3 separate regions of the Homo sapiens genome follow, and regions 2 and 3 are each linked to region 1. A link is a loop called in an ENCODE intact Hi-C map of the cell type or tissue named here. Cell type or tissue: dorsolateral prefrontal cortex. All regions are shown on one strand.

The links. Hi-C counts contacts between places; a loop is a spot of excess contacts. Peaks named below come from ENCODE experiments on the same cell type or tissue, not always from the same donor. Only the 100,000 strongest peaks of a DNase experiment are listed, where the experiment ranks them.
Region 2: a loop joins it to region 1, with 2.2 times the contacts of the local background. A loop is called at or near these places in 2 of 110 quality-filtered maps.
Region 3: it touches region 1 in a loop (4-fold over the local background); 16 of 110 quality-filtered maps call a loop at or near these places.

What each region holds. Positions count from the first base shown.
Region 1 is chr10:25,223,168-25,231,167 of GRCh38, reverse strand. The region is part of intron 2 of GPR158 (G protein-coupled receptor 158); the gene reads right to left. Among named protein-coding and RNA genes, the nearest start is that of GPR158-AS1, 51 kb to the right of the region's middle. In dorsolateral prefrontal cortex, a CTCF peak has its summit at 3,878 (motif pointing right); a DNase peak (open chromatin) is centred at 3,905.
Region 2 is chr10:25,169,830-25,177,829 of GRCh38, reverse strand. It overlaps GPR158 (G protein-coupled receptor 158), which reads right to left and starts at 2,829. Exons shown (of 11, transcript NM_020752.3): 1 at 1,508-2,829. The coding sequence starts at 2,409. GPR158-AS1 (GPR158 antisense RNA 1) reads left to right here and starts at 1,554. Exons shown (of 2, transcript NR_027333.2): 1 at 1,554-2,154. In dorsolateral prefrontal cortex, CTCF peaks have their summits at 2,994 and 3,196; DNase peaks (open chromatin) are centred at 1,179, 1,949 and 3,159; H3K4me3 peaks cover 3,914 bases; H3K27ac peaks cover 2,973 bases; H3K27me3 peaks cover 1,241 bases.
Region 3 is chr10:25,021,929-25,029,928 of GRCh38, reverse strand. It overlaps THNSL1 (threonine synthase like 1), which reads right to left. Exons shown (of 3, transcript NM_024838.5): 3 at 3,265-6,753. The coding sequence starts at 6,705. The coding sequence ends at 4,474. It also overlaps a transcript of ENKUR not described here. Among named protein-coding and RNA genes, the nearest start is that of THNSL1, 9.3 kb to the right of the region's middle. In dorsolateral prefrontal cortex, a CTCF peak has its summit at 3,238 (motif pointing left); no DNase peak of the experiment used is centred here; H3K4me3 peaks cover 1,007 bases; H3K27ac peaks cover 2,881 bases.

The DNA of each region.
Region 1 (8,000 bases):
AACGTGGCAATGCTGAATAATAGTTTGCTTTATCATTATCACAGAGAAAAATCAGAAAATCTCACCTTTGGCAAGCACAAGCACATATAAAGTGAGAATTTAAAGTATTACCAGTACAAGGACAATGAGAGTATTCTTTCGGATGGAAACATCTTTTAGTGGTTCCCTTTAGAGTATACTAGGTATAAAATCTTAACACTACAGAAAAATTTAGAGGTATCTAGTCCAAACATATAGCCAATATCGCATGCAGTTTTAACGAGCTCCACAAAATTGTCATGTGGTACCTTTCACTGTTGAAAATACCAAAGTCTACAACATCCTCTCCAGGTGGTCATCCCTGCAAGGTGTGACTGAATAACCGTGACATTCAAATTTATAATCTACTATTTTAAAATGTGCCTTTTTCATTTTTAAAAAAATCTGATTATTAAAAAGTTCCAGTTACATTGAGGTAAACAGAGCCTTCTGCAGTTCCTGTTGTTTTACCAGTAAGTCACAGACTAGCCCCTGTATTCCTTGAGAAAAAGTAAAAATATCCATATAATAGCTATTTTGATATTTGAAGACAGTTATCACATCACCCACGAGTCTTCTATTTCCTGGAAAAACATTCTCAATTTCTTTGATTCTTCAAAAAGTAAGGTTTCAAAGTCCTTCGTAATACAAATTTTCTCTTCTGGAGTGTTTCCACTTTATCTACACACATTTTAATGTATGAGAACTGAAAACTGTCATACCATTTTAGGTATTTTCTGCTAAGTTCTGAATACAGTTGAAATATAAGCCTCTCCAGATATAGAGAACAACCTCAGACTATGTTGGCTTTTGCTATGGTTCTGCAGCCACACCATACTGTTGACTTATTTTCAACTTTCAATTATCCTCCCAAATATCATTCACATGTGATCAAACCAAACCACATCATTCTTCCTATGATCAGAAAGATAGGAATTTTGATTCACATTCAGGATCTTATCTTTGTTCTGATTAACTTTCATTGTGATGCAGTTGTCCATTTCTCTACCCCGCAATATCTTTTTAGTCACTGATTTTAACTTTGAATGAATTTGTTATTCTTAACTATGTGTCTTCTATATCATTATTCAAAGAATAGATGAACATTCTGGCAAGCACAAAGCCCCACATAAAGCCCTATAACAAACGACCATAACCTTCACTGAAAGTTCATATCAGTCCATTCAATCACTTCCTAATATATAGCCTTAGACTTAAACAAATCCAGGGCCTATGGGAACTTCAATTCCTCTCCTACTGAGAAGGATGCTGGATTTTCACAGCAATTACTTTATGAAATGCCAAAGCACCATGTCTAAAGTGACACCTGGTACAGGATAATATCCCATCATCTCTCCTACCCAATTTCCAAGGTTAAATGTAGTTTGTAATCTAAAATACCCCATACATCCTCATGTCTAATCCTAAATGAATTCATCTGGTTACATGTTTCCTAGAAAATAAGAAGGATATGATTGTAGTAAAACAAAAATAGGCCTAGAATCAGATAAATCTGGATTCTAATCCCAGTTTTACCAAATACTATTTGTATGATTATAAATAAGTTATTTAACCTGTCTTGGCCTAGCTTTCTCATCAGTAAAATAGAGGCTTTAAAGATTAAAGAAATGCATATAAAGCACAAAGACCAATTCTTGACCCAAACCAAGCACTACCAAGTAGTTGCAGCCATCGTTAGTGTTAAAATTAATAAGAAGATTTTTAGATTTTGATAAAAATCTATTGAGTGGAAACAACAGAAAAAGTAAAATTTATCCAGTCTTTACTGTGAATCCATCCACTTCCTACTGTAACCTTCAATTTTGGGGTTATTTGCGTTAGTAATCCTCCCTATGATCCACAAAGGAAAAGGGAGTCCCTAAATATAGCGATGAATCTGCCACCTCCTCACAGGTATGCTCAAGGTTCTTCAAATTGTCTTTCTCCATCGTCTTCTTCCCAGCTCCATACAAGTTCTAGATAGAGACACCACCAACATTTATAAGATAGACAGATTTTTCTTTTGAGGTTGCATATGCCCTCTTGCCTTTAATCTACCCTCCTCTTACAAACTGCGAGCTAGCTTATACAAATCATCTTTTTTTTTTTTTTTTTGACATTGAGTCTCGCTCTGTCACCCAGGCTGGAGTGCAGTGGCACGATCTCAGCTCACTGTAAACCCCGCCTCCGGGGTTCATACCATTCTGCTACCTCAGCCTCCCGAGTAGCTGGGATTTTAGGCACCTGCCACCACAACCGAATAATTTTTTGTATTTTTTTTTAGTAGAGACGGGGTTTCACCGTGTTAGCCAGGATGGTTTCCATCTCCTGACCTCGTGATCCGTCTGCCTTGGCCTCCCAAAGTGCTGGGATTACAGGCGTGAGCCACCACGCCCGGCCTACAAATCATCTTGTACACATTTCCACAGTAATAAATTTCACTTCTCAAAACTAAAGGGGCTCACATTCAGGGGGAAAAAAACATTGGCTGCTTCTTACCAAGCCTCTACTCATCTACTCCATACATGCCAGAAAGCCTTTCTTACAATCATCACTTTTCTCTATATCCCCAAGTGCTTACTAATCCTTAAACCATACTGGAGAACCTGTTTATTTTCTTTAAAATATATAATGAACATCATTCTACATCAAGGAATGAACAGTATTCATTTTAAGGAGCACAATGGTATAATATTATTTGGATACATTGTAAGTCACTTACCCAATTCTTTATTATGCATTTGTTTCTAAATTTTTGCTACTATATGTAATACTGTGATAAGTAGTCTAGTACATATATATTTATGAATTATATTTTAGAATTATATTTATATATTTTAGAATTTTCTAATGTTTTCTTAAATTATTTTTTTTAGAAATGAGGTCTCACTCTATTGCCCAGGCTGAAGTGCAGGGGCACAATCATAACTCACTGCAGCCTCGAACTTCTGGGCTCAAAAGATCTTCCTGCCTCAGCCTCCTGAGTAGCTGGAACTACAGGCATGTGCCACTAAGCCTTGCTAATTTTTTAAAATTTTTTGTAGCGACAGGGTCTCGCTATGTTCCCCAGGCTTAAATTATTTAAAGTAGAAGTAGAGAAAAAACAGGTAGAACAAAGAAGTATGCATTTTTAATGATGACACATTTTTACCATATTGTCAAAAAATTTATAAACATTTGCATTCCTACCAATATCACATTAGAATATCCTCACCAACATTGAGCACAATTCTTTTTTACTGCTTGCCAATCCAATAAATAAATTCCTGCACTTCTTAAATATGTGTGAAGACTTCTCTTTTATGACTAGTCTTGTGTCTCAGAAATTAATATACGATATTTTAGTACATATCACCTAGAAAATTTAGTACATAAAAAAGTTAAAGTCAATTGGTATATTTCTAAGTTCTCTGGTTCCCTCTAGAATGCAATGATATCTTTTAAATTATAAATTTCCTCTGTCTTATTCACCACTGTATCCCTAGGACCTAAAATAATGAATTTGAAATAATGTTATAAAAGGTATCCCATGGAAAAAATAGCCTATACCTTATTAACCATAATAATAAGAAGAAAAATTACTAAGAATAATAGTTTAGCAAACTTGTAAACTGTCCTCAAAGAGAGAGGCCTAGTACACCTAATTATATGTGAATAGACTAAAGTCAGAACTGGGTTGCATGAGACAGTGATGGAAACAGTGGTTTAGTATTTAACCAGAATACAACACACAAATAGCTTGAAACTGTACGCAGGGAAAGATGTATTGTATTTTAATAGTAAAAGAGATGTCTAGACAACAAAGAAATAGTTTAATGTCACTTAATTTCCTACTACAGATTTTCTCTCTCTCTTTCCCCCAACCACAAGATGGCGATAGCCACTGGTGAACGCTTGGCTCAGTTGCTGGGAACATCTAAAACAGCCAGCTTGTCCTTAACTGACTTATTAGGCTCCCCAGCTCAGTGGTTTTAGCACAGTGATTTCTAACCCTAGCTTTGAAACAATTCGAGAATCTCTATTCCAAATAACCCTCGAGAGCATAGTGGAAAACTCAAAAAAATACCATCGGTTTCTATTAATTTTAAAAAGAAAGACTGTAACAAAATCAAATGAGATAGGCTTTAGAACTCCAAAAACAAATAAGCATCCATACAGTGGTGATATGGCCTCCTTTGGCTAAGCCTGGTAAAGCAGGGATGGGTGACTGAAACAGAGGAAAGAAGACTTAGAAGGTAGCTAACAGCAGTCTTCAAATACCTGAAAGGCAACTACTACAAAAAACATTTTGTTTAATTTTATTTTAGGCAATTGGTCAAAAGCGATGGCCATGCATTAGAGGGAGGCCATCTAACAACAGCAAATTATCTCCATTAATTCAACAGTGTCAGGTACTGTTTCTAGGTACAAATGAACACCTGATCATTGTCCTACATTCCAAAAGAAGAGTGTGACTTTATATTAAATAACCACATTTCACACTAGTAATAGGAGAAAAGAAAAGTTGTGCTACAAATACAACTAAAATGTAAATATCCACAGTGATTACCAGTGTTTACTCCTCACTTACTGTGAGACTATTACAGTTTCCAGTGTGAAATAATGGCATTAAAAATAGTTTGCAACATTCTCATTACTTAGTTTCAATTGCACTAATACAAATCATAAGAAGATTGCATAAGCCAAAACTCATTTTAAGTTTGTTCTTAAATGTCCCTCAGTGAATTTTAAGGCAATGTTACTGACAAGTGTACAAGGAAACTCAGGGATTTGAAAGTTTTAAAAAGCCTGTGTGGCTTGACTACACTATAAGCTAGACTATATCCTACGGCAGAGCAGTCCACTGCACTTTTCAACATGGTAGCCACTAGTTACATGGGCTATTAAATGCTTGAAATCAGGTTAGTGAGGACAGAAACTTCCTTTCTTGATTTTGTTTAATTGGTTTAAACTTCAGAAGCAACATGTGGCTAGTGGCTATCATACTAGACAGCATGGCTCTAGAGATAGGTGAACAATAGTATTTGTTAAACAGAAACTTTCTGGAGAAAAGAAGAGCAATGGTGAGATAGCAGCCACAAGATGGAACTGACACATAGCTATTTCTAAGTGATTCAGTAAATGAAAAGTTAAACTAAATGAAAGATCTCTAGAAAAGTACTCTAAACCCACTGTAGTCAAATGAGTAAGTTACATTTGGTATGTAAGAGGGTTTTTCTGCTTTCTTTGAATCTTTGCATTCTATTCCTCTTCTCATATACCAAATGATATGTTTTCTTACCTTTTTAGCCTTCTTTAAAATTTATCTTTAGAGATTCATTAAACTACATCTAATGTAGTAGTAAAGAATTACAAATAGATTTTCACCCAATACATTCCATAGAAAAGAGGAGATATGGGAAACTGTCTTAGAGCAATATAAGACCAATGACTGGAGTGATAACACAACCACTCCAGTGAATCTGGTATCTTCAAAAAGTGGTCTCCAAAGCAGAATAAACACGACTTTAATTGGCATGCAAAAAGAAAATACTAGAACTTCTGTTTACATTTAACTTTTTAATAAAAGAAACATAAGCTGTTAAGCCTTGTTTTATGTAGGACTTGGATTAATGTTAATGCCCTCACTCAATCTATACTTTACATGATCACACATCTGAGAATGCACTTGAGACATCCTGAAGGAAAACTGGGAGTTTCAAGACAGAAAAACATTAACATTGACACTGGTCACTGGGTTCCTTCATTTGCTTCAATTTTCCATTTATTGCCTTTATATTTGGCCATTTAGATGCATTTTCAGAGTGTATTGTTTTAAAGTATAAAGTATTTATGATTCTTCATGAGATGCTGTGTGACCCAGAAAATCTTCCCCCATAAAGATTCTCTGATTATTTCAAAATGAACTGCTCACTTCTGAGCTTAAAGATGGGTTATACATTGCTTTATACAAAAAAAAAAAAAAAGGCAAATGTTCCAAATCTGCTGATCTGTTCTGGGATGGCAAGTGGTTGGTTATCAATAGTGTCTATGAAACAGGTATTTAAAAAACAACAACAACAAAAACCATTCCTTCAAAGCCATTTTAACAATCCATGAGAAAGTCTTTTCAAGTGAGCATTTTGAAAATGGATATTTGAAAATGTTTTCAGTGTTAAGTGGTTTTTGTTGCCAAAATCTATAAGTATTCACACACCTCTACAGTTTAAACTTGGAAATAAAATGTCCTAGTCTGCTTTAATATATTTAACATGAAGAGATTCAGTGGGTTTTTAACCGATTCCTTTAAAATATTAAAATGACCAGGTTTCGAATTAGTTTGCGAGGACCAATTGACATCAAGTAAGATGCAGAATTGCCAGCTGTATCTCTGTAAAGAAAACCTCTGCAAAAATTGGTAGCAAACATAGTTGACAATTTATTACTTCAATTTGGACTGATTTCTCCTTGTGAGGAATCTTTTTCAACCATGACAGATATTAAAACTAAGCATAAAAATAAAGTGAACTTAGAGACCTCTGAATCACTGCATTACTAAGTATTAAACTAAGATTTTCAAAAATTGTGACATAATCATAACAGTCTCACTAAAAATTTTATAGAATTATGAATCAATTATATTGCTATAAATATATAATTCTTTTAACAAAGTAATATAATTTATATTAAAATATTATTTCATCTTCATCTCAATCTTGTAAAATTTTCTGATTTATAATATACTTAACATAAAAATATAACAAAAGATGTATATACACTCTAAATTTAAAATATATATATACCTTGGACTGATGTTTAAAAGGTATTTACTAATGGAATATAACCAAAAAGTTTCCAGGATACTCTCCTAATATTTCCTACTTCAAACAATGGTTTTTTTACACTTCAAACAAGCAAAAGAAAATATTTAAAACAAAAATTAATATGAATTAATTTTATGTTTAAACCATTCTGTAGGAGAGGATGTGAAAACTGACCAAATCTATTTTACAGTAATCTAGATTAGTTACTAAGACATGTCCTTCAAAAAATGCTTAGTGGCCTCCTAGACCTTGTGAAGACCTAAACTCACTGAGAGATTATTTTCTTCACAAACCATTCCATGCCTTTCTAAAATGCTCCTGAGGCTTTTGTCATTGGTTCCATATCACTTATCTGTTTCCAACATCAGACCTGATATTTTGGTTGTACATACCCTAGAGGCTGGAAAGTTTTCCAACATCGCTAGAAAAATTTTTACAGTGAAAAGTTTGCCTCATTTATAACTTTGAAATTTGTAACTTTCTCTATTGTTTACTGGAGAAGAATGTTAAATATTAGCAAGATAAAACCCACTGTAAACCAAGATGAGTGTCTTTATTTCTAATGATGTGGACATTCATAAAGACAGGACCCTACATCCTACAAATGTGGATGTTAAGTGCTTCCCAAAATAAGCCAGTTTACACAGCGATCCTTGGGATGGTAACAGAGGGGTTGTTACAAAGAATAAAGTAGAGCCAGAACACATGAAAAATGCCACAAGTGAGACATGTTTCTTTCTGTTTTCCCAAGCAGTAAAAACCTCCAGAGAAGCCAGCTTCTAATCTCTAACTCACATCCCTATGGGAAAGGAATTGAAAGACTATTCCCAGTAACTACACTGAGGATGTGGTCCAAAACTGTTGCAGGTACCTAGAGTGACCAGCACAAACTATACGACCTTAGAGAAGCCCAATACAATGTGTGAAGAGTTCCAGGACAGACCTGTGCAGGGAAGACTACCCCATGAGGGCCTCCTGAGCATAGCCCACGACACAAAGATTCTTTCTTCCCAACTCCAGTACCTGGGCAATGAAAGGGGGCGAGAATGACAGAGTGCAAGTTGAACATACACTCTGTAGATCCATTGTTTTGATATTACTTTTTGATCACTCAGCCTCTTTCTACAATATTTTCAAATGAAATTGTAGAATATTTTTTCCACTTTTTTCAGTAGGAAT
Region 2 (8,000 bases), 53 kb after region 1:
TAGAAACACAGGCAAAGACACACACACATGCACTTAATATGGTCATACAGAATCAGACAAAGGGGTTTATTATCCTTTATGCCTTTGCAAGTGTTGCCAACATTAAAAGCTACAAAACTTGATAACTGGATGGCTCCCTAGAGACTGTCTAGTTCAACTCCCTCACTGGACAGATAAGTAGCTGAGGCCCAGAGAGGTTAAGCAACTTGGTTGAGGTCATTCAGCAGTAAATGGCAGTACCAAGACAAACAAGCCTTCTGACCTTTCCCACTTGCCCACCCAGTACTTGATCTGGCATCTTTCAGCAGGTCAGCATCCTGACCTTGCTGTGACAGGGTATTTAAAAAATAATAAATAATCCACACACAAAGGTTTCTCAGTCCTGCCCAGGTTCCCAAAAAGTACAAAAGCAACCTCAGCCCCCAAGACCCTCTTTCCAGAGCCTTCCCTCATGGGACTAAGGGAAGATCTCAGTTCATCTTGGGCCCTCTCCTAAGCCCTCTTTGGTGTAACTACTCTTTCAGTTCCTTCCTCACATCTACTCTTAAAGGTTGCTTCTAGAAATTCCCCGCCTCAAAGGTCAGGCACTTCCCAGGCAGAAGTTAAAACCTGTTAATTTGCAAATTCTCTGCTTCCCTCAAATGCTATAGTTTGAGACAGGAAGTACAGACTCCCTTAAGTTTCCTCCAGCCTCCTTGAGTGAATTCAGTCACAACTGATGCCTCCCTCCCGAATATAACTAGGTCCTTTTATAAATCATGTGAGTGTGTGAAGGGCTGGAGAACCCTTAAGTATGCCTAAGACAGGGAAGAGGAGGAAAAGGCCACCGAGGAAGGAAAGATCAATTGCGGGGAGAGGGGAGACCGGTAGAAGGAGCACCCTGACCAAGCTGCAAAGTCTGGATCCCAGAGACAGCTAGCTGCTGGGACTGACTCACTGCTGAGGGGCCGGAACTGCGAGGAGATGGCACAGTTTTAATTATAAGCTCTGACTAACAACAGACCGGTGCCCCCAACTGCACACGTAGGAAGCAGGCAGAGGCTACCCCAAAGTGGCAGAAACAAGGAACTCTCTGTTCCTCCTGCTCCCTTTTCGCCTCTCATCTGAGGCTTGCCACTCCGCGGACACACCCGGCGCTCGCCAAGTTGTCGCATCGCCCCCCGGTGGGGAACGCCCCTCCCTGCTCTCCGGACAATTGGAGGGAAGCACAGAGCAGCGGGGGTGTCTCCGTCCTGCCAAGGGCTGCCTGTCCCTCGCCCAGTGCGGGGAAACTGGTCCGAGAGAATGAATGGCTTTCGCCGAGCGCCGGAAGCTGACGGGCGTGGGGCGCTTCTTGCCCCCAAGCACCCGCGCCCGCGTGGGGTGTCCCTCAGCCCGGGTCTCTACTCTGAGGGTGAGAAGCGTTCGCGTCACAGCCAAGGGTTCCTTCCTCACACGTGCACCCACCCACAAGACCGGAAGGAAAGCTTCGCTTTTGCCTTCCCCCCTGCCCCCCGGCCCTCCCTACCTGAATTCCGGGACCAGGTTAGGCTGCAACCCGTAGATGGCAGAGGAAAGAGTAACCAGCCACCCGGGCTTGTAACTCCCGTTCTCGCACTCCAGATAAGGCGGAGACCACTTGAAGTGGCTCTTGTCCCCGCCGAGCCCGTCCTTGCGCCGCCAGCTGTGGCCCAGGCCCCGGGGCCCCTGATTGGGGCCGCGGCGGTGTAAGTGGGGCCTCCACTTGCGCCGGAGGCCGTGGAACCACTCGGTCTCCAGAGTGGCGTTGGCCAGGTGGGGTGCGGAGGAGGACAGGTCTTGGAGCAGGATGCGGCTCTCCTCGCGCGTGGCCTGGAGGAAGACCTGTGGGGCCGGTGCGGACAGCGAATCGGTGCTGAAGGTGATGGCCGCCCGGGAGATGCTGGGCTCGCCCTCCAGAAGGCTCCACACCAGCGCCTGGTACCAATCCAGGTCGTCCTGCAAGTTCTGCTCCCGCGACTTATTGCTCTGCAGCATCACGTTGAGGAAGTTGGTGGCGTGTGTCAGTGTGTCCAGCGCCCGGTGCAAGGAGGGGTGCGCGCTGGCCAGGGCTGGCCACTTCCCCGGCAGGCCCGCCAACTCGTAGCGGCCGGAGCAGTTGGCTCGCTTCAGCTGGTGGGAGTCCCCGGTGTAGAGGTAAGAGGCCACGTCCATGGGCACCTCCTCGGCGAGTTTCTGCGCCAAGATGGTGCCATCGGTGGAGCGGCTCCAGGGAGCCGAGGAGTCCGAGGCAGAGGCTCGACCCGGCTGCTGGGCGTGCGGCTTCCCCTTCGGGGTCCTCTCTCGAGGGGAATCCGGCCGTCCTTGGGGGTCGCGGCTGGCGCCAACAGCTCCCAATCCCAGCTGAGCAAGCAGGAGGCAGAGGAGTAAGGGGTAAGCCATGGCTCCCATCTGCCTCCCAGAGAGAAGAGGAGGGAACGGGAGGGGGGGGAATCACTTTTTAAATTTGGATCGTCAGTTTCTCAACAGTCAGACTTTTTCGAGGAGTCTTCCCCCTTCTCCAGATGGCACCCAGTCCAAAGGACTTGAAAATAAGAATGTTTCGAGATTGGCCCCGGGTGGCTAAGCTACCGTCGCAGAAATCAAGTCACCTGTGGCAGCGCTGGCCGTGCCCGCTGCGCGAGGGGCCGGCTGGGGATTACGCACCTCGCAGCCTGGAGCCGAGCGGGTTACATGGCCTCGCGCTCCCAGCGGCTGGAGTCAGCCCGAGTCCGTCTCTCGGCCCGGCTGCCGCCACCGCCGCTCTCATTGAGGCGCGTTCAGAAGCTGCTGCTGCTGCTGCCGCCGCGGCCGCCGAAGACGCTGCTCCATAGTCTCACCCGCCGCAGGTCGTTCCCGCCTCCCGGCACTGGCTCCTCCTCGACCGCTTCGCCCGGAGGCGCGGGGCGCGCGCCCAGACCCGCACCGCGAGCGCAGCCGCGACTCCCGAGGAGCGAAGACGTCCTTTAAGACGTTCGTCTGTCCGGAGTAGCGAAGGCCGGGCGGCTGGTTAATTGCAGCCTTTAGGTTTGGCCGCAAACCACACTCCACCCTCTCTCCCTGCTCCCTCCTCGGGGGAGGAAAGCCAGTTTAAAGAGGCAGCTTGGCCGCAACCAAACCCTTGTAGGGCGGCTGCAAGTCGTCTTGTTCCCTGTTTGGTCGGCTCCTCTGTCAATCAGCCGACTGCCATTTGTGGGGCCGGGGAGGGAGCTGTCCAGTGCTGAACCCGAGGCGGCCCGCGGGCGGCGGGGGCGCGGGAGGCAGCCTGCCGAGTCCTCGCACCCACTCGCGTTCCGGATGACTCGGAAACCTGCGTGGGTGGCGTAGGGTGGGCGGCAGAGGGGGGAGAAGCAGAGATTCGGTGGCTCAGAGCGAAGGAAACTTGGACGTACTGAGGGGGAGGGTGTTGGCGTCTTGCATGCTTAGTTAAATCAGCCTTTTGCCTGGAAAAGAGGGAGAAGGGAGTAGTTTTCATTTCTAGGTGAAATTAGACAGAAGGGACATAGGATGGAGACGTGTCCTCCTGAGCATCTGCTCATTTTAGGCAAATTATCAAATCATCTTTCTTGTTGTCAGTTAAAGAAATGATTAAAACATACTTGTCTAGGCTCATCTTAGCTGAGGGAGTAATGGAGAAATCTACCAGCTGTGCTTTAAGGAGAGAAAAAAAAGTCATATTTAAGGAATCTCTGCTTGGGGGCCAGAATGGAGGGGAACGTGTAAAAATGTATGCAAGTAAAGATGTGTAAGGGAGAGAGCAAGGGGGAGGACTCATGAGCTCTGGGAGAATGAGAAGGAGCCTGTGTTGAGTGAGAAGGGAAATCATCCTGACTGGGAGTTCCTGGAATTGAGAGATAAGAACTAAGACTTCTATTTAGCTAAAGGTTGGGATATCCCAGCAGAAGAAAGAAGAACTGAGCAAGTATGCCAAGTCCCCCAAATTATTGGTAAATTTCTTAACACAATCTAATTGATGTTTTGACGCTTATTAGAGAATTTAAGTGTCTTCTGACACTCCAAAAGTAGACTGGTACCAGAAAAGTAGTGTTTTGCACAGCTAGCTCCACTTTCCATATGCACCTCTATTTTCAAATTCCCCAAGAAAGACACAAATAGAAAATATCCAACTTACTTTAATTCCCAACTAACAAAAATGTCCCTCATGGCATTCTAAGCAGGCACTGCTTAGATTCACTGTACTATTTCATGTCATCCTTCCTATTGAGAAAATACTTAAGGACTGGAATGTAAGCTCCAAAAGAGCAAAAATCTTTGTCTGCATTGGTCACTGAGGTACCTTGAGCACCCAGAACACTACCTGGCACATAGTAGGCTCTGGCTAAATAGTTGCTAAATTAGTGAATGAATGGGAAGATCATGATGATGAAGCTAACTTAAAAATCAATCTCCTCACCCAAGAAGAGAAGTCTGCCTGACACACCAGTGATGAGGGTTTTTGGAAGAAGACACAGCAACCAGTTTTTCAAACCGCAGTGGTTGGTCTCCAAATGAGTTTTTATAGTTATGCAAAGAGTGGTTATTAGATTTATATTTACTTACAAGTAGATTTCATGTTCATTTCCGACTTTTTGTTTAAATTTTTCTTTGCAATGTATGCTCCTATGCTAAGTAAAGGTCATCCCGGTTTAGTGCTCTGCCACAGTATGGGTGGCAATAATAACAGAAAGAGTTTCTGCTTATTTAATGTATCAAAGTATAAACTATGGTATTCCATTTACTTAACCATCTAAAGTCCGAAGTATAATTTCCTCATTCATTGATCCTTTTAGAAAACCTATATAACTTATTAACAATTCTTTAAAATCCTCTAGTATCTAACTTAAAAGAAGACATAATTGTATTCGTAGATCCTTCTGTAAGTAATCAAATGAACTAAGCACAATCAAAAGACCTGGATTCTGGTTCTAGCTTTATTTTAAAGGAAGATATATGACCACTGGCAAGACATTTAAAATTTCTGTGTCTTGGGACACAAACTGTGTGTGGGCCTCGGGATTTCACATTGAGGTTGTACGGGGGAGGCACCTGAGCTAGTCTCCCAGGGCACCAATCCTTTCCCAAGTGCATATCTAATGAGAAAGATGCAGAATATGAGAGACTCTTGCAATTATAGTATTCCCTTCAATGGATCCCCTTCAACCTACATTGCCAAACAGCTGGGATGAGCTAGTTGGATCTAGAACAGCACTGCCCAATAGAAATACAATGTGAACCAGAAGTAGGATCCTTATAAATAATTTCAAATGTTCAAATAGCATATTAAGATAGTAAAAAGAAAAAGACTGAAATTAATTTTAATAGTAAATTTTATGTAACCCAATATATCCAAATTTTTATCATTTCAATAAGTAAACAATGTAAAAGTATTAATGATATATTTTACACTTTTTACACTAAGTCTTCAAAATCTGATTTGTATTTTACACTCACAGCACAAGGCACTTCACACTAGCCACATTTCAAGTGCTGACTAGCCACCCGTGGCCAGAGGCTACCCTAGAGTACAAGCTCTAGAAGACAGTCCATTGCGGTCCAGAGTGCTAAGAAATCTAGGTCCATGCAAGATAAGGCACAAAGTTCCAAATGCTCTAGGAGTTCTGGTCCATTTAATAGGTCTGGAATCAAGGTAACTGAGTAGGTAGATAATCCTATGTCTATGTTAGTGTCTATCAGTAAAGAGAATAATCCAAAAGAGATTCTTTTAAGGGATCAAGGTTTGACACACACACTCACAGACACACACACACTCCTCAAAGCAGACAACAAAATTCTACACCATCTTGCATAAGACATATTCATTCATTCAACCAATGTTCATTGAGCCTCTACTATGTATCAGGCATTGTGCTTGGTACTGGGACGAAATAGGCACATCTTCTGTCTACGTGGCTCTTACAGCCAAGTGGGTAGAGAGAGAGAGCTAGAGATAAAAATGCAAACAAATAAATAAGACAATAGCATGTTGTGATAAGTACCACGAAGAAATAAACACTGTGAAGTGATAAAGGGTGCAAGGTACAGGAGCAGAGAACATATATAAAGAGATAAAGGAAAGAAAGACTATGAGGAGGTGACAATTGAGCTGAAACCCCAAGAATGAGGAGTAACTGCCTAGGTAGTAAGTAGTAGTGAACCAGGTAAGTGTAAGATGGGAAGAAACTTACCTTAAGTAGAGGGAGTAGTGAATGGAAGCACTAAGAATACAAATATTCTCTCCTTAGCAGGAAAGGCAAGTGGAAAAAAATAAATGCAATATGCTAACGGTCATATGTAATAAGAATAGAACAAACAATCGACACAAAGGAAAATCATTTTATAAGATAAGACAGGAAGTGGGGCGGGGATGATTATCTCCCTCCCCCAATTATATAAGCATGCTTTGTAGATAGAGATAAATATCCCTATGCATGCCTCAAAATTAAGAGCTAAGTTGTCTAAATGAACATATATACTGTGTAGGAGCTTTATTGTATTTTAATAGAACTATGGGTACATGACCTATGACCATGGGTGGAAAAGCCCAAGGAGTTTTTCAACACAGCCTGAAAAGTCAATCTAATTGCTTTAGAACAACCAAATTTGCACTGATGAAAAAGCAGTATGTAATGGGCATATGGGTTATTAGTTGTCTTTATATGATTGATTTATCACTATTATAAAGAGGAAGATGTGACATTAACATATCTTTAAATAAAATAAAGGTCACAAACTACTGAAATCATATTTTATGTGAGCAGTATAGGTTGAGTTTTAAAAAATATTTAAATACAGCTTTAAATCATTTAAATAAGCAAGGATTAAGACTACAGGATGTGGTGAAAGGGCACTGGATTGGCCATTGAGAGACTCAGCTCTAACTGGTTCTACCATTTTCTAATCATGTGACTCTTGACAATTTTTTTCAACCTCCCTGAGCCCTTTCTCTAAATCTAGAAAATAGGAGTTCTGTTCAGATACGTAGTCCACAACTGGAATAATTACAGCTAAGTGTGAATCATAGTCTATGCATATTTACCAGGAACTCATTGTTCTTGTCCTCCCAGATTTATAAGGTAAAGGTTATTTTTAGATTAAATAATAATGGATCTCAGTAAACAAAGTAGCACAACTCTGGTCAAATTTCTGATAATGTAAATAAAACTACAGACAATATAGTTTTTTAATATAACACAAAATCAGAAATCCAGTTCTTATTCCTGAGTCGACTGAGACTGGCTTTCTCTAAGTATATGTTATCCCTGTGTCTCATGTGCTCATTTGCAAAATGAAGATTATAGTCTTTGTTATCCAAGAGTAATGGTTTTGAAATTTCAGGATGCAGAAGTATCGCCAAAGAATTCAAATTTTTGATCTGGGTGAGACTTTAGCATCTGCATTCTCAGGTGATTCTGATACAAATGATCCGTGGAACACATGCTGAGAAATACTGCCTTGAGCCAAGGAAAATAACTCTAAGATATTAGGAGAAAAGTCGTTTCGTCGTTTTTGTTTTTTGTTTTGTTTTGTTTTGGTAAACACAAAGGCTTACTAGCAATTGTGAAACATAGCCTGTGAAAAAATAAAACCAGTAAAAAGTATTATTAATATTATATTTATATAGCACTTATAGTGGCCAGGCATTATGCTAAGGATTTTACATACTTTAGCTCACTTAATCTTTATTATAACACTGTAAGTTTGGTACTGTTTCCACTTTACAGATGGGAATCAAACAGCCCAAAAAATAAATTGCCCTAATTCACCCATCTGGCTCCAGATGTCATGCTCACAATAATTAGACCAGTGACTCGCAAATGTTTATATATTGGATTCACCTGGAGACGTTTAGTCAGCACACAGATTAGTGCCCCTGCTCCCAAAATTGCTGATTCAGTAGTCTGGAATAGGGCCTGAGAATCCACATTCTTAACACATTTCCAGTGATGCTAATACTGCTGGCCCAGGGATCACACTTTGAGAACCACTGCCCTGTACCATGCTTT
Region 3 (8,000 bases), 200 kb after region 1:
CTTCTACAAGGCAATCCCAACTTCTGATGTAGGACTATGATCAAAATATTGCCAGCTGATCAAAGTATTGCCAGATATCAGTTATGGTGATTTAGTTGCTTGCACTTGACATGTCCCTTTTCCATGACATTGGCAACTTTCTTGGCTTGGCTTTTTTGAGTCAGAAAAGCATATTTGTTTTTGAAGGAGACTGTTTGTTTTGAAAGCAAAAGTTTCAAAATGATAAAAAGTTGAAGATTTGAGTGGCTGGAGTGCACAGATGAGGCCTACACAAACTACTTTTTCATACGTAGATTGTATTCATTTTCCTGGATAGGGACAAAAACAGTATTATGTTTCCATGGATTTGAAAACAGTTACTTCATGATTTTTTTTTTAACTAACATTACGTAGTCTGAATTACAAAAGGTTTATAAACGATTTAATGGATTGAAACAATATTTGCCATCCATGATTATTTTTGAAAGTGAATTGCTATTAAAATCTAACTAAAACTTCATACAAAACAATTTATTGTCTTCTAAACTCTATTTTGATGAAAACATTTTATAATTTCCATAAATATGTAACTTAAAAATCTCATTTTTCTCAAATATCTTACAAATTCCCTACATTTAGGCTATTTAAATTAATTTCAGTGAAAGCTAGAAATTATAACCATAGCCTGAAAATTAATCAATTTTCATTTCATAAACTCATAGATTTTTAATGTTGACATAAAAAATGGTTTTACATGCTATTAAGAAGAGTCACAAATGTTAAGAAGTTTACAGTCACTAACCTTCAACATAAATTTTAAAAAACAGTATATCTATTGGATACAAGAAGAGATAAAAATTAGACAAATGTCCAGTAGTGGGTAAGTGGATGGTGGTGTTCATACAATAGAATACTATTTAGTAATACAATTCAATGAATTGTGGCTTCATTCATCTGAATGGATGAATTTGGAAGTCTCTGAGCAAAAGAAATAGGTCATGGGATAACACATAAAGTATGACTCCATTTATATAAAATTCAAAGAGTCAGAACTAAACAATGCAGAACTATGAGAAAGGGAATGAATAACAGAAAATGTATGATGTAGTTACAGCTGGAGGAAGAAAGCGAATCTAATCAATCAAAGAAGAACCAAAGGTGAGTTGTGTTCCATTGGGTGAGGTGGTGAATACTTAGGTATTTAATGCTTATCCTTAAACTGTACATATATTTTACACTCTGGAGAAAAAGACAGGCAGGAAAGTGGAGACCATGTATGTAGATAACTCTGTGAAGAGCTTTATCTTGATTGGAGAATAAAGAAGCACAGATGGGAAAAAGGTGGATGTTCACAGAGATTTTGTTCTTATGCTAAAGTACAGAAAGACTCTAAATACCATAAGAAGAAAGGTTACACAGAAGGGGAGAAGTTGAAGAAACAAGAGGAAGGTACCTGATGACACACACCATTTAAGTAGGTTGAAGGGAATAGGATCCAAGGCACATCTAAAGAGACTGGCCTTTAAAAAGAGAAGGAATGCCACCCAATTCAATCAAAGGGGCGGGGAAAGGGACAGAAATGGATGCAGCAAACATATACACTTGATGATGGGAAGCCTGAGGTGTGTTATGTATGGTCACTTGTTCCTCTAGAATGAAGCAAAGTTATTAGCTGAGAGTGAAGGGCCAGAGTTGGTTTTGAGAAAAAGTGAAGACATGAAATAACTATTTTGGCCAGTAAGAAAATGTGCTGTCCACAAATAAATACACATGAACCCTTGGGCATTTCATCTTCCCTGTTTCTCCTGCCTCTGCTAGAATGTTTTCCCCCTTCCTTTTCACCTAGAAAATCTTCCCATCCTTCAAGATTCATCTTAGATTCTATGTCCTTTGTGAGACCTTTTCTGACTATCCCATAGTAATCCTTTCCTCTTAAATCTTACAGCACTTTAGCTACTTAGCTGTTATCACTCATTTTTCACTTATTGACACACCATCTTGCAATAACTCTTTTGCTTGTACGACTGAATTTTTGCGTTGTCTCGTTAACTACAGTTCTTGAAGGCAGAAATCATGTCTTTTTTATTTTTATTTATTTTTTTGAGACAGAGTCTTGCTCTGTTCCCTAGGCTGGAGTGCATGGTGTGATCTCAGCTCACTGCAACCTCTGCCTCATGGGTAGCTGGGACTACAGGTGTGCACCACCATATCCAGCTAATTTTTTGTATTTTTTGTAGAGATGGGGTTTCACCAGGCTGATCTTGAACTCCTGGCCTCAGGTGATCCACCCTCCTCGGCCTCCCAAAGTGCTGGGATTACAGGCATGAGCCACTGCGCCCAGCCAGAAATCATGTCTTTTAAAACACTGTTCCTCTCACTTTCAGAAAAATAATGCTTTTTTTTTTTTTTTGGAGACGGAGTTTTGCTCTTGTTGCCCAGGCTGGAGTGCAACGGCGCAATCTCTGCTCAACCGCAACCTGCATCTCCCAGGTTCAAGTGATTCTCCAGCCTCAGCCTCCCAAGTAGCTGGGACTACAGGCATGCGCCACCATGCCTGGCTAGTTTTTTTTTTTTTTTTTTTTTTTTTTTTTTGAGACGGGAGTCTTGCTCTGTCACCCAGGCTGGAGTGGCAGTGGCGCGATTTCGGCTCACTGCAAACTCCGCCTCCCGGGTTCATGCCATTCTCCTGCCTCAGCCTCCCGACTAGCTGGGACTACAGGTGCCTGCCACCACGCCCGGCTATTTTTTTGCATTTTTAGTAGAGACAGGGTTTCTCCATGTTGGTCAGGCTGGTCTCGAACTCCTGACTTCAGGTGATCCGCCTGCCTCAGCCTCCCAAAGTGCTGGGATTACAGGTGTGAGCCACCATGCCAAGCAAAATAATGCATTCTTATGTATAGTGAATATTTAGAGGCAGTTTCTAAATATATCATCTACTGAAATATCCTTAAAAGTAAATGATAAAATAATAAAGACATACATGAACAAACGTAACTTTGAATCTTCCATTTTTTTCCTATAACTGCTCCTGATTTTCAATTTTTGGTTTTAGAACCTCCTTTTTAGAAGCTAAGCCAGAGATCTGGTGTTAATATATAATTGGTTTAATTTTAAAAAAATTAAAACAAATTTCTCTTGCTTATTAAACTATTAAAATGTTTTCATTACAACTTTCAATATATTTCTTTATGGAGGTTGTTCTCCCAGAAAATGAAACTGAATGTTATCAAAGACAAATTATGTTAGGAATGCCATCTTGTGGTTGACAGTAGTCCATTACACTAATTGGTCTTGACAATCTTTAATTCAGAAAGAAAACATCCAGTAAATTCACAAACATAAATCATGGTTAAAATGTATTACTACAAAGGAATACAAATTAAATATGTGTATCAGTTGTGTGCAGTTTCAGCTGCCAGAAAAAGACAATGTTCACTGAAGAAATAAACAACAAATTACGTAAGAATTGACTCCAAATAATATAGGGAAACTGCTGTCTACAAATACACTCCTATTGAGACTACTCAAGTACTCTTAATTTTGGAAAACCTTCCTCTTGAAATAGATCATTTCTGTATTCACTTCTAAGTAGTTCTGCTTACTGTTTCATCCTGGATTTCAGTTATGTGTTGATTTTCAAACATCGTCACCCTAACCGTACACATCCAAAGGAGAGTGAAGGACAGAGTACATCTTTAATTTGGACAGTGTGAGATACACATTAGTTGTAGTCCAAAATGGAATTTGAGGAGGGTTAAAAACACTGGCCCTAGCCAGGTGCAGAGGCTCACGCCTGTAATCCTAGCACTTTGGGAGGCCGAGGTGGATGGATCACCTGAGGTCAGAGGTTCAAGATCAGCCTGGAAAACATGGCGAAACCTCATCTCTATTAAAAATAAAAAAATTAGCCATGTGTGGTGTTGCATGCCTGTAATCCCAGCTACCTGGGAGGCTGAGGCAGGAGAATCACTTGAACCTGGGAGGCGGAGGTTGCAGTGAGCTGAAACTGCACCAAAAAACAAACAAAAAACACTGGCCCAAATCCTAATAGAAGAGTTTACTACTTCCTCCATTCAAGTTAGCCATTTTGAGTGGTAAATTAACTTTCTAATCAACAGAGTATTCACTAGTTACAGATGTAGTACCTGAAAACTGGGCTTAAATATTTTAATCGCCAAATAGTATACCAGACATTTTGGTCCACATAACAGTGAGGGTGTGGGAGTGGAAATTGATACACCCCTCATGAGCAGAAGGCAAAAGTATGATAGCTCAAAGGTCCGTGCACTGTGTTACCTTTTGTCACTTCCAGATTAAAGATCTGAGGAGGTGACATGGAGTTCTCATGTCAGCCCTAGAGATCAGACTTTTGAAATTCCAAACAGATATAGAGATATTTACATAAAAGACAAAATGCTACTGTACTCCAAATCAGTGTTTGAGATTTATTATTGCATGCTTATAGCTAGAAAAAAAAATTTACTCTGAAAGCTTTCATATGAATTGATTTTGGACAAGTTGTTCCACATGACTCTTCAAGACATTCATATCAGCTGCACAGACCTGGTACTCCATCTTCTCTTGCTGTTTTGTTCTCTCTAATAAAGCCTCATGCAGTGGAGGTAATGCATTGTATGAACCCAGCAAATAGAGCTGACTTGATGAAGTCTCATTGATTTCTTTAATCTTTAAAGCCTGCATGATAGCAGGTGCAAACTTTGAGTAATGGGCTGTAGATGAGATAATCACAGGGCAAGTTTTGTCTTGCACCCTATCTGCAACCACTTTTGCAACAGCAGTGTGTGGATCCAAAATATACCCTGAAGTATTATAGGTGGAGTTAATAGCTGCTAGGCACTCTCCCTCAGAGCACCAGTCAGCTACAAAATCCTGCTGAAGTTTCTCAACTAGAGCCTTTTCTATCTGGAAATGATGCTGACTTTCTAATCGATTAAATAATTCTGTCATTAGCTGTCCATCTTTATTAGCCATCAAGTGTAAATGTCGTTCTAGGTTTGAAGATTTGAGAATATCTATTGACGGTGAAAAGGTTTGTGCTAGTTTTCTTTCCCTTAGATCATAATGTCCTGTTTTTATAAAATCAGTCAAAACATGGTTCTGATTAGAGGCACAGATAAATTTTCGAATCGGGATTCCCATCATTTTGGCATACACTGCTGCTAAAATGTTACCAAAGTTTCCTGTGGGAATACAGACATCGACTGGGCTTCCAAAAGAAATAAATCCTTGACTAACAAGATCAAGATATGCGGAAGCATGATAAACTACCTGCGGAAGTAGTCGGCCCCAGTTTATGGAGTTAGCCGAACTTAAGATTGTTCCATATTCCACAGTAAGAAAGCCAGTAAAATCAGAATCATTAAAAATTCTTTTTATAGCTGTCTGGCAAAAATCAAAATCTGACTCAACACCCACTGCCCATCCATTTTCTCTCTGACTGCCAATTATTTGTGCTTTTTGAAAATCACTTACTCCATTCTCAGGAAAAAATGCAACCACAGCTATCCTTTGCTTATCATTCTTATTTAGACGACTAAAACCATTTAAGACTGCACTCCCTGTGTCTCCTGAAGTAGCTACAAGTATCATATAATTGCAACTTGGTGGGATACAGTGTGCAAAAATATGAGGCATAAGCTGTAAAGACAAATCTTTAAATGATCCTGTTGGTCCATGAAACAACTCCAGGATGAACTGGTTGCCTGAAAGGTGCCTGACAGGAGCAATTTTTGAGCAGGCAAAGTTTTCCCCATAAGCAGTTTCAATCATTTCTCCCAACCTGGCAGCAGGTATGTCTGCAGGATGGATACATCTTTCCAACAGTATCTGTGCTCTTTCTACGTAGGTTGCTCCTACTAGGCTTTTCCACTCCCCGCAGCTTAATTTTGGAAACTCCTTTGCAGGAACAAAGAGGCCACCATCAGAAGCCAACCCCTCAATTACAGCTTCACTAAAGAATTTTGCTGAAACCTTCTGTTCACAGTCTTCAGGCCAAACGTGTCTTGTTGAAATGAATGTTTCCGAGTCCACATCTTGGTATCTTTTAATTGCATTCAGCACTTTGTCAGCTACCTCCTCTGGGGAAGCCCCACTTTCACAGAAAACACGAGCATCATACCACTTCTTATAATACTGTCTTCTAAATTTAAGTAAGTCTTTCATAGATGTTCCAGAATTCTGACCTACAATCCTATCTGTCTTCATTAATTTTAGACGACAAATTAGATCTAGTAGAGGTACATCCAGGTATACAATTATTCCATTTTTCTTCAGATGCCACATGCTAGCATCATGCATTGGATTGGACCCAGTAAGGGAAATCACACTTCCAGATGCAGAGAAGTTTAACACAGCTTTTCCTTCCTCTTCTAAAAATTGCTCATTACCAACATCCTGTAATTTTTCAGACACACTCATATTCCAGGTTTTTTCAAGGATATCATCATCCACATCTATGACACAACAACCTAGTTTCTGACCTATTATTCTGCCTACTGTTGTTTTCCCAGCACCAGGAGGTCCCATCAGGATAATATTTTTGTCTCCAACAAGAGAGTGGGTTGAATACCATGACTTCCTCAATTCCGCAAGTGCAAAGGTTCTTGAAAGAAATCGCTGTGCATGTTTATCCGTTTTAACATGTATACTAGAAAAACATTTCTGTGTTATCTTTTTCAGATGATGACATCGGTTAAAGTGGAGCATTCTCTTTTCACTTTTCTGCCCAAGCCAACCTAAAAATTGGCTTTAGCCCTTTTCAAAACACAAAACAAACAAAAAACAACAAAAGATAATTTGGTTACTAATTACAGTAGATTGTTAAAATCCCAATAGGACTGAATATAACCATGCCCATGGTACATAAACTGTTTAAAAATCTTCCAAACTTATGGAATTAAAAAAAGTATTCCAACCCAAATTCTTATATATTGCATATTATCCTTTTAATGATATCTTTTAAAATCTCAAGACACTGAAAAATCAAAACTTTGACAAAATTTGTAACTATAAAAAACAGAAACTTGTATTCACAAAGTGCCAGATTGTAGATGCTTTTAAAAGTATATATACACTAAATCAAATTACTATTTCTTTTCATATTGAGATCTTTTAATGAAAATTATTTCATGGTTTATCAGTTTATATCACATATAAAGATGATTTGGAGTTGGAGTGCTATCTACTTGCAATTCACAAAAGTTGAACAATATTCTTTATATTTAATTTCTCTTCAGTTATATGAACATTGTGACAGACTATATTACTCATAAATTTCTTATAGAAGTCATAACAGGAAACCAGAATAAAAGAACATATTTGCTTATAAAATGCTTAGTTTTCCAAACTACAGGACAAAGGTATGACATTTTCTTTCTTATGTGCCTTTTACACGCATATTAAGAATCATTGTTACATATTATTCATATTGAAGGCTTTAAAAAGAGCCAAGGTGAAAGGTATATTATACAAATAGTTAAGAAAAATTAATAATCAGCAATGAGGTCAAAGGCTACATATAACCTTATCTGCACAGAACCATCACTTTTGTTTCTAACCCTATAATCATCAGTGGAGAGATTTAACTCAATTTCCAGACCCCAGGGCCACAGCCAAGAACCTCAGGAATGTTTCCAATGATGAGAGACAACAATTATTCTGGCATCCAAAGAAGCTCTATAATTTCCCATATTGACCAAGTCCTTGTCTTTGGAAATATACTCACCATTAAAACAAAAATGTATGCCAGACAAGTCAAGTTTTTAGTTACGTAAAATGCAGTATAATACCTGTGCAATGTTCATGTAAATTGCCTGAAGTAATGTCACAGACACATAGTGGGGCTTATCACGTGTTCTCTGGTAGAAGCAATATGCAACTAAACCATATTAAATACTAGATCATATGTTAAAATATGTTCTGAAAACTTTTAATCATGTAATACTGACTTTCTATGCTACTTAAACTCTGTTCTGTAATTAAACATTTAAATGATTTTAAGC